Regions from separate parts of the Homo sapiens genome. Here region 2 is linked to region 1. Evidence: chromatin loops called from intact Hi-C (ENCODE). Cell type or tissue: spleen. All regions are shown on one strand. Links, peaks and the distances in the headings refer to the core of each region. The heading gives the core; the rest is flanking DNA.

What was found. Peaks named below come from ENCODE experiments on the same cell type or tissue, not always from the same donor. Only the 100,000 strongest peaks of a DNase experiment are listed, where the experiment ranks them.
Region 2: it touches region 1 in a loop (1.8-fold over the local background); 12 of 110 quality-filtered maps call a loop at or near these places.

The regions. Positions count from the first base shown.
Region 1 is chr14:69,634,511-69,639,880 of GRCh38, forward strand. All of the region lies in intron 1 of SUSD6 (sushi domain containing 6), which reads left to right. Among named protein-coding and RNA genes, the nearest start is that of SUSD6, 26 kb to the left of the region's middle. RefSeq lists enhancers at 3,163-3,212, 3,248-3,760. In spleen, for the core only: no CTCF peak of the experiment used is centred there; a DNase peak (open chromatin) is centred at 3,272; H3K4me3 peaks cover 3,150 bases; H3K27ac peaks cover 4,757 bases.
Region 2 is chr14:69,681,798-69,687,167 of GRCh38, forward strand. All of the region lies in intron 2 of SUSD6 (sushi domain containing 6), which reads left to right. Among named protein-coding and RNA genes, the nearest start is that of SUSD6, 73 kb to the left of the region's middle. In spleen, for the core only: no CTCF peak of the experiment used is centred there; a DNase peak (open chromatin) is centred at 2,868; H3K4me3 peaks cover 606 bases; H3K27ac peaks cover 4,084 bases.

The sequences.
Region 1 (5,370 bases), core at 281-5,280:
TCCCCTCCATCTCCCTTTCATTTCTTAGATCCACCTAGGACTGTGAAATAGGTTGGTAACATCTGTGGGCTAGGACGGTTTCAGCCAGCTAAATTCCCTGTTACACAGTTTAGATTTATGAGGCACATCTAAATTTACTGGAATTCTAGGTAGGAAGTGTGGTTGCAAAGGCAAAACTCTTTGTGATTGTAGCTTGTATGAAAATAGAAGCAGCTTGAATTTTTTTCTCACAAACTTTATCCAAAACATGTCTTTACATCTTTTATTTCTGGTAAATGGATTTTGGGGTGGCATCCCCACTACTGTTGGGATGAAGGGATATAACAAGCTAGAGGGTGATTTCACAGAATCCTGAGCCTTTGAAAAATGCTGTTGCTTTTGAAAAGTAATAAATATAGAAGCCAGGCCACCTTTTTCAGATTTATACCCTCTTCCCATTCTATTCTCAGCTAGTAAATACTATGGCCTCAGTTTGCCTAAAAAGATAATGGCTTAAGTTTATTTAAATGTCAGCAGTAGTTTGGTAATGAATTAAGTCCTTTGATGATGATGATGACGACGATGAAGATGATGATAATGTTGATGATGATGGAGGACACTCAGTAGCAGTGGACTGAGTTGTGGACTAGTTCTTTCTAAGGCTCCCAGGAAGAAAATTGCTAACTCACTTAATATGTGAAGGCCTTAGTGTCAGGTAGAGGAGGAAGCAGCTGTGGAGTGTAAAGAAATCATCTGCCCAAAGGTACACTTTAGAGAAAGACTTTGGATGAAGTTGTGTGTTTTCTTTTTGGAATAGGGTGTATTGCTTCTTTTGAGAAGGCCTTTTACAATAGTACAATAGTTCCTCTGGAACTCATAGCAGGATTCTTTTTCCACCCTCTTCTATATTTACAGCTGCTTTTCCCCTAGGGGAGCATTCATCTGTTTTAAAAAGCAGGGAGAGAAAACAAGTTCTGTCAAACAGTGAGGTTTGGAAATCAGAACTGTACTTACTTGCCTTTCAGGAGGACATATTCTAAAGAGTTGTTTTTTGGGTGGAAGAGAAGGAAGTCATCTCCTCTGCCCCCACTCCACCCAAGGCACACCACACACACACACACACACACACACACACACACACACACACACACACATTTTCACCTCCACCCAGAGGTTCCTTGTGGCAGATGTGAAGGAGTTTAGAACACAGGGTTCCCATTATAACCCCTTTGTTGTACGAGACCAAACGTGGCTTTTCAGCCCTAGAGTAAATCTTTTTCTGGCAGGCCACTTTCTTGGCCTTTATATCCATGTCTAGGGCCCTGGGCTGGCATTGGCCCTGAAGGCCAGGGCCAGCCTTTGGGGATTGCACTTGAGCATGTGGTCAGGGACAGCATCTGAGGGCATTTTGGACAGGAAAGATTTCTGATTATTAGGCTGTTTTCATCACACCTATGCTTCAGGGTCATAGAACTGAGGATTGCCAGGGACTGAGATGAATTTAGTAAGTTGGTTTAACCCCAGTGCCTCTTATTCTCTTTCTGCACAGTTTTTAGTCAGCTAGTGGGTGTGGACATGCATCTTTGTTTTACTATGAGAAGAGGAGGAATTGTGCCTTAGCAGTTGAATAACTGTGCCTTCTATTTAGATTCTGTAGAGGGTTACACTCAAAGCTAATGAGTGCTTTCTTCCACTCTGCACACACTCTTGCTGCCTGGAGTGGGCGGCAGGCTATAGAACCACAATAGAGCAAGTACTGTTGCTGTTGAAGGCATAGACGGAGGTGACAGTAAGGGCAGCTAGGCCCTGAAATTCCAGTGGCTCAGACCCCTGGCTGATGGCTTACCTCCTGAGGTGAGACCAAGAGGAAGGCCTTCAGCTTCCCTGAAATGAGTGCTTCTCACAGTTAAGGTAGTGTGACCAGCCAGGGGTAGGGACTGGCTTCCTGAGGAAGAGGGTGGGAGAGCCTTAATTAAGCCTGCCTGGTTTGGCAGTACCTCAGACTCGCCTCCTCTTTCTGTGTTGGCTGATAATTTCCTTCAGCTCTTAGAACAACTCTTCATTTCCTGGGGGAACCCATTGTTGCCAATATACACTCACAGAGCCTATCTCCGGTACTGCCATGTGTGCTTTCTGCCTCCTTTCCAGAAGAGGCAGGTAGCCAGTCTTTTTTTCTCATGAGCTGTTCCTACCTTGTTGGAGTTCCTGGAGGCTAGTGCTGCTGGACCTCCAGTCTGGCAGAGGCCTGGACGAGAGCTATTCCTTGGGTTCTCAGAACAGACCTAGCCTAGTGGAGAACAGTTCTGGGCCTGGCTCTGTGTCCAGAAGGGCTCAGTCAGTGGTCAGATTCTGATTGGGAGATATATGAGGAAACTTTGTTTGGTGAGAGTTAGGAGAATGGGGTTCTGGTTCAGCCATTCTCTCAAGAAGTCATGATCATTTGATAGGCCTCAGTTTTCCTCTCCTAAAATGGGTAGATTGGATTTTATAAGATGATCCCAAAGTTCCTTAAGGCAGTAATGTGTTAGGATTCCGTGACAAACCCGGGAGTCTGCCCCTGGTCTAGGTGACCAAAGTTAGCAAAGGCTGGGACAGCACAGATTGCAGTTCCCAGGTCTCTTTTGCCTCCCAGCTTTTTGATGTGTTTCTTCTCCTTGGAATGCCCCACCACTCCCTGTACCCACCTCTTTCTGCTCTGTCTGGCTAATACCTTCTAAAGCCAGGTATCAGCTTAGACTGCCGCTTGCCCCATACTTGTGTGGGTGCCTCTCCTTGGTGCTGGCATTACACCCTGTGCTCAGTACTTACCGCACCATATTACCGTCTGTTTCCTTGTTCTTCCTGACCTTACCTGAGCTTCTTGAGGGCAGAGACTGTCTGCTATCACCACTGTATCCCTCATTGCTGGTGCAGCGCCTGGGATGTGGTATATACACAGCAAATGTTGAAGGAATGAATGTCCCCCCCTAACCAGGGTCAGCATACCCCAGTGCGCTCTGGGAACTGTTCTCTGACCCTCTCCACCCTTACCCTGCCTAAGGCTCTCTCTTTCTGAGCTGTGTGTGGGTGCTGGAGAGCCTTGGATAATGCTGAGTTGTTTTTGAAGTGTGTCTCATTGTGGCAAAGCATTGGGTGATGTTGCCATCCCCACCCCCAGGACACTCTTGCAAGAATTGCTTCCACCAGGGATGGGCATTGACTTTGACCTGGTCCTCCTCATCTCCAGCCCTGGAGGAGGGGCAGGCAAGCACGTGCAGATTGCTGTCCTCTGACCAGCTGCCCAGGGCTGGGCCATCTGCTGCTTGTGACAGCGGGTGGGGTGAGAGGGGTGAGTGACCTGTGCAGGGGAGGGAGTGTGGGGCAGCAGCATAGTCACTTCAGTGCACTGACTGCATGACAGAGTCCAGCCCCCCTTCTCCCCACGTTCTATCTTCTTTTCCAGTGCTCAGTTATGCTATGCTTCATCCAGGTCTTGGTTTTGTTCCAGCTGCTGCCCCCCACCACTCTGCTAGGAGAACTCTTGCTGTGTTTTTGTTAACTCTGTGTGTGTGCTTTGCCCTTTTGCCTATGCCTCCAAGAATCTTTATGTTACATAAGACAGCAGCAGCAAAAAACAGAAACAAAAACAAAAAATGTTAGAAATGAAACTTTGGACCCTTGTTATTCTCTGTTCAGATGCAAATGATGAATCTCTTTCCATCAGAGTTTATACCTTTCTGTTTACCACCCCGTTTTCTGTCCCTCCTCCTGGAGAGCCTTTGAATGGCAGGGATGGGCTGAATCACTCACTTGGAAGGACTGTAATTTAGCTTGTGCTTCAAACCTTGCCTCTTTCTGGCCTTGTAAGGACCTAAGAAAGACGCAAAAAGGAAGTAATCTACCCCCATCACTCTTGGTGTGAGTTTGAAGGTTCTGAACTGGGGTGGGGTGGGGAGTGTGTGTGTGTGTGTGTGTGTGTGTGTGTGTGTGTAATTGTGTGTGTGTGGGATTGAAGGATGAGGGTTGTGGACAGTCTTAAAAGCCACCTTTACCAAATGAAGAGGTGACAAAGCAGGGACTGGAAGGGCAGCATACCCTAACCAGGACTTCCCCAAACTTTAACATGCATATGAATCACCTGGGGAACCTTACTAAAATGCAGATTCTGATTCAGTAGATCTGGGATGAAGGCTGAAATTCTTCATTTCTAACAAGCTCCCAGGTGCTGCCAGTGCTGCTGTTAATGGACCATACTTTGAATAGTAAGGCTGTGTCCTTCCTATTCCACCTTTTAATAGTTGATTTAAAAGACTGACCTAGGGAAGGCAAGACAGGGGCTAGTCAGGACTTGCGTAATTTAAACCCAAGGTCCTGGGCTGGCTTCTCAGCCAGTGTCTACAGAGCCTTTTAGGCGGGCCCCTCTTATCTAAGCTGCTGGCTTCTCTGAGCTCCTTTGGTCCAGTTTGGTTTCCAAGGTATAAGAACCACAGCCCTTCAGAGGGTGTGTGTGCTTACTCACAACAAGATTGGGTCCTTGCCCGTTTCTCTTTGGATCATTAGAAGTAGATAAGGCCAGGCCGGGTGCAGTGGCTCACGCCTGTAATCCCAGCACTTTGGGAGGCTGAGGCGGGTGGATCACAAGGTCAGGAGATTGAGGTCTCGATCCTGGCTAACACGGTGAAACCCCGTCTCTACTAAAAATACAAAAAATTAGCCAGGCGTTGTGGCGGGCACCTGTAGTCCCAGCTACTCGGGAGGCTGAGGCAGGAGAATGGCGTGAACCCGGGAGGCGGAGCTTGCAGTGAGCCGGGATCCAGCCTGGGCAACACAGCGAGACTCCGTCTCAAAAAAAAAAAAAAAAAAAAAAAAAAGAAATAAGGCCAAACCTAGCGTTTAAAACAGAAGTTTAGAGCTGAAAGAACTTTTACTCTTTTCCAGTTTATTTTACTGAGGGGGAAATGGGCCCAGAAAAGTTTTGTTACATGTCCAGAATCACAGCCAGGGGCAGAGCTGGGGTGAAAAACCAGATATCTTAATTCCCAAGCCCCTCTCTGAGGGAGTGTAAACCTGAGTTAGAGATGAGAGAATCACGGAGTTGGTCTGGGGACATGCTGGTTGGACAAAAAGGCTTTCCAGTGGTTTGGGGGAGTTTTGCACCACATGTACAACTAAGGTGGATCAACTGACATCTTGGCAGCCCATCCTTTGTTCACTTAGGCCAGGGCTTTCATCTGCAGCATCACTGATGTTGGATCAAGTGATTCTTTGTTGTATGGGGTTGTCCTGTGTGTTGTGGGATGTTTAGTTGACATGCCTTGCTCTATCCATTAGATACCAGTAGCACCTTACCCCCAAGGTGTGACAACCAAATATGCCTCTAGACATTGCCAAATGGGGGAGGTGGCACAAAAT
Region 2 (5,370 bases), core at 161-5,160, 47 kb after region 1:
TTGCAAACAGGCTAGGTGGGTATGAATTCTCAAGTTCATGAAAAGGGCTTACGGCTAAAGAAGTGGGGTCTGAGCACTCACAAATTCTGGGTTACTGTGTTAAATACTGTGTTAAATGTTGAAAAATATGTTTTCATATGGACATGCATCAGAGAGAAGTTTCTTTTGTGGGTAATGCTTGTCTTGTTACTTGAAGAGTACTGCTAATGTTGCTGTAATGTTTGATTAGTAGTAGTTTGAGAAATGAAATATAGGCCTGGTGGGGTGGTTCATGCTTTAATCCTAGCGCTTCGGGAGGCCAAGGTGGGAAGACCACTTGAGGCCAGGAATTCAAGACCAGCCTGGGCAATACAGCGAGGCCCCATCTCTACTAGAAAAAAATTCTGAAATTTAGCCATGCATAGTAATGCATGCCTGGAATCCCAGCTACTCGGGAGGCTGAGGCGGGAGGATCTTTTGAGCCCAGGAGTTTGAGGCATTGGTGAGCTATGATTATGCCACTGCAGTCAAGCCTGGGTGACAGAGTGAAAACTTGTCTCAAAAAAAGAGAGAAAGAAGAAGTGGTAAAATACAAGAAGTAATTAGGTAAGCCTTGCATATCAAGCAGAATGGTACCAATTTTCTCATTCTGCCCTACTTTGCCCATGTCTCTTCCCGTGGAACCCAGGCCCTCTGGCACATATGAGAAAAACAATCCTTGTAATCAAACCAAATGTATGAAATACAAATTTAAAACTCTCCCCAATTAAAAAAAAACAGAGTATAGTTATTGCAAAAAGATTTTGCCATCCACTGAAGGAGTCACTGTGCAATTGTTTTAAAGAGCAAGGGCTCTGGTTTATCTATAATAAGATTACATTTTCCCCTAATTTTTTATAATCACATTTGTTGTTTAAGGCATCTAAGAGAAAGAGAAAGTGGGAGGGTGGAGTCCCAGTGGCACCTTGGGCAATATCAGATGAAGTGTTTGGTTGAGACTGCAACTCTGAAAACTATGCTGAGTTCCACATCTGATCATAAGAAGTTGCCTCCCTTTTTTCCCCTGCAGCCCTGTCTCTCCTAGAACAGGCTTTGCCAAGGATGAAAAGCCTGAATGTCAAATCCTTTCTGTCTGCCCTGGCAGGGAAGCTGTTCTGTTTTCCAAGAAGCCTTTTTTTTTTTTTTTTTTTTTTTTCACTTGGGGAATTTTTACTTTCCTCTTATGGGAAGTTGCTTCATCATTTCCCAAAAATATACTGTACCTCCTGTTTAAACAGGGTGCCCTTGAAGAGCTCTGGAGCCTGAAGGGGGCTAGGGGTGTTGTGAAGTCCTTTGTTTCATGCTTTGATGTGAGCTGAAATGCAGGCTGTCTACAGGCAGAAGTCTCAGAGTTTGCCACGACTGGGGTCTGGAATGGGGTGTAGGAGGAGAGGCTCCCTGGGAAGCAAGAGCTGGGATCTTTTTAAGCATTTAGTTTATATATGTTGTGAGAGGTAACAGCCCTTCCAGACACAGACACCATCAGGTATTTGTCTAGTGCCTTAAATATGTCCAGGATGGTAAAGGTGGGCATTCTGCCCTTTTGAGGAGCTCATGAGGAGGACCATGTCACATTTAGAAATGGTGAACAAAATGGTATTTAACTACTAGATTGTGGAGACATAGATGCTTTTGTTTAGAGAGGAAGGATATTCCTGTAAAAGAGAGCACTAAGATTGGGCCTTGCATTATGGATTGGGTCTGAGTTGATGGAGGAAAAACTAGAGGATGTTGAGGGAGAGGGAAAGGAGAAATCTCTGAGAGGGGCCAGAAGGCTGAGCTGAGGCCATGATCATGGGTGAGTGAGGCCAGTGGGGGCTGCCTAGTTGGACTTGATGTTGGAGAAATGGAACAAGCCAAAGTGTGGAGACATGCATAGCCAGCAGAAGCATTTAGACTTGTAGAAAGTGGCAGCCTTTGGACGATTCTGAAAAGAAATCATCATGAGGAAAAATGTGTTTTGGGGGGAAGATTTGCATATGAGGATAAATTATAGTATGCCTCCAGGTGGGCTGCAGGAAGGAGCCCCAACTCTGTCCATGGTTTTTGGAAGGAGATCATGCTGTAAGATACTGGGAGGGGAAAATGGCCTGGTAGAAGTCTCTTTTTGTCTTGGGTGAGTGTGGTCCCATAGTGGTGCCTATGGCCCAGTGGCCTTCTGCAGTCCCCCTTGCAGGGCACAGCAGTTGGAGCCATCAGGTTGTTGCTGGCTGAGTAGGATCAGCTCTCAGGCACCACCCTAAGTAAAGCTTTGATCAGGCCCTGCTGCAGGTGGAAGTGATGTCTCCTAGCGGACCCAGTGGGGTCAAGCATAATGTGTAGCAGGTTTCAAGCCTCTGCTGGTCGTTGGAGAATGAGATTGGCCAGGAGATACTGTCCAGGTCCAAGTGACACCAGTCATTTCATGCCTAATCAGCAGTGAAAGTGCGGTTTCCTGAAACCTTTGCTGATATTGGGTGTTACTACCTTCCTTTGTGCCTTGGACCCCCTTAAAGATTTTAAATAAGAAATCTGATATGTAAAATAAAGGAGGATCAGTCAAAAAGTGTTCTTAGTAGAATATGTATCTAGCAGTCACTCTTTGTGAAAAATGGAAATTGGGAAAATATTTTGAGAGAGATTCTATCAGTGGGGACAAGCAAGCATAAACATGTTATGCTTATCCCAAGATCTATTAATTTCCAGTAGAAGTAGGGAGAGTAAATTATTGCCAAGGGAGATACTGCCCAGTTTTCTTAATGGTCAGAAAATGAATGACAGTTTCAATTTCAGCTGCTGTCCCTGGGCTGGGCCTGCTGACTTGCCCCAAGTGCCTTGGCACAGACCGTGGTGTGGCCAGTGGAAACATCGTGTCTGTAGCCCCGTGAATGAGCAGTTCCTCTTTGGGGGTCAGCTCAGCATGTTGCCAGGCCAGGGGGCAGGTCAGGCCGAGGCTCCACTGTTAGCCTTGACTTCCCCTGCCAGGAGATGTGGGGCCATTATGGCAGAAGAGGAGCTAAGGAGAAACACCTAGCTTGGAGCCTTGAGTCTTCAACTTTCACCTCAAGTTACTCTCCTTAAAGACCAGCACTTTCTTTCCCACTTTTCTTGAAAGCCTCTAGGTCCCTGATCCTGTTTCAAACTGCTGGTATATAAACTGCTCATACCACTCTGAGTTATCACTTTGTTAGGGCTGAGTAGCAGGGTGGCCCTTAAACAGGCCTGACTTTCAGTGGCTCTGCCCACGTTTGCAGAAGTCACAGTGGGAAATTTTCACATTTTTCTCTGTCCTTCTAAGATGGGACAGTTGAGAGGACTCAGGAAGGGTTGAGGGAGAAAGCAGCAAGCCCAGAGTTCAGAATCGGTTGCCTTGCAGCTTGTCCTTTTGTGGTGGGTGATTTCACTTGGTTTTTCAAGTGAAGGGCTGCAAGTACAAATGGACTAGCCCTAAAGGACATTACCCACATGCATAGAGCCATGAGGCACATTGATTGTTTCCCATAGGCCACTTTGCTCCCCGTTGAGGAAGGAACCATTGTGCTACTAATATTATTCCACTGCAAGGTCTGGCTGGAGGCATCTGCAAAGACTCTTCAGGGCCCTGATTGCACATTTGACAAGTCTTTTCCATCAACAAAGCATAGAGTTCGGGGAAACCCAGGATGAGCTGTCATTCTGAGTAACAGGCTTGTGCAGGTGCTGACTAGCTTGACTTCCCTTGATTCAGTGCAAACCTTGGGACCCTGGAGGCAGTCCTGGTCTCTTAGTAAAATGCAGGTGTGTGTGTGTTGCTGAGTACCAGAGATTTTGGAGCCTCGATACTTTCCTCATTTGTATGTGGACCTACCTAAGAATATATTTTCTCTAGGTTCACCAAAGTGATTCCGGGCCTTTAGGGCCAGGAGAGTAAAGGGTCAAGAAATCTTAAATTTGCTAAACCCGTGGTGGGGGAGTGAGAGGGTAGAAGTAGTGGGGATTCTGAAGCAACTCCAAGCAGTCTGCTTTTAAACATTTGTCATGGGAACAACCTGTACTCTGGTAAATTGTAAATTGACACCCCGATTGCCTTTGTGTAATGAATTTGGACTTTTGTGCAGCAGCTGAGAAAGAACCTCTTGAGCAGTCGTGAGGTGTGGCTGCCTGCCAGTCAGCAGCACACTCTGAGCAGCCTCGCCAGCTCCCTCTGTGCAGCCGCATGTGCTGCAGCGGTAACTTGCATTATCAGACCTTGATTTTGTAAGGATGAGTTGAAAATGGAAAAATGAAATGACTAATGGTAGTTGTAAGGGTAGGTCTTCTAAAGTTGATAGAATTGGAAGATTTTTAAATTCAATGAATGTGCCAGAAGTAAGAAATCTTTAGTGTCAGTTGAATACTCATTGACTTAAGTCAACAGCCCTGCTCAGTTGTGAAGAGAAAAAAACACACATAGCCAAAGAATAATGTCTAAAATGCCCAGGTTATGTTGTCCAAGATTGTCTCTAAAAGGCAGGCTATAATTAGATATTTTATGATCTTTTTTGGCTTTCTGAGTTGACTTTCTTATAATATGTAAACCTATTGTTTGACTATGAGGGTCCTTGCTAGGGAAGTAGGGGGACTACCTGCAACAGGTTCTGGTGTAAGAGTCGTGCAAAAACAAAGCCCTTTTTGTAAGTGTGAAAGGCCCTTCTAGAGCCGTGAGTATACATTATATTTTGACTGTATTAGTCTGTTTTCACGCTGCTGATAAAGACATACCCGAGACTGAGCAATTTACAAAAGAAAGAGATTTAATTGGACTTACATTTCCAGGTGGCCAAGAAAGCCTCCCAATCATGGTGGAAGGCAAGGAAAAGCAAGTTACATGTTACATGGATGACAGCAGGCAAAAAGAGAGCTTATGCAGAGAAATTCTCGTTTTTTAAAACCGTCAAATCTTGTGAGACCCATTCACTATCATGAGAACAGCATGGGAAAGACCTGCGCCCATGATTCCAGTCATCTCCCACCAGGTTCCTCCCACAACATGTGGGAATTATGGGAGCTACAAGATGTGATTTGGGTGGGGACACAGAGTCAAACCATATCATTGACCTAGTCTCTTCATGTATTAATTAATGCTTTTCCCCACATGTTGTACTCATTTATATGCTAATTTCTGCCATCTTTATTCTATTTAGATACATTTAGCCTATGATTTTGTTTTATTTTATTTTGAGTCAGAGTCTTGCTTTGTTGCCCAGGCCGGAGTGCAGTGGTGCGAACTTGTCTTACTGCAACCTCCGCCTCCTGGGTTCAGGCGAGTCTCCTGCCTCAGCCTCCCGAGTAGCTGGGATTACAGGCACCCGCCACCACACCTGGCTAATTTTTGTATTTTTAGTAGAGACAGGG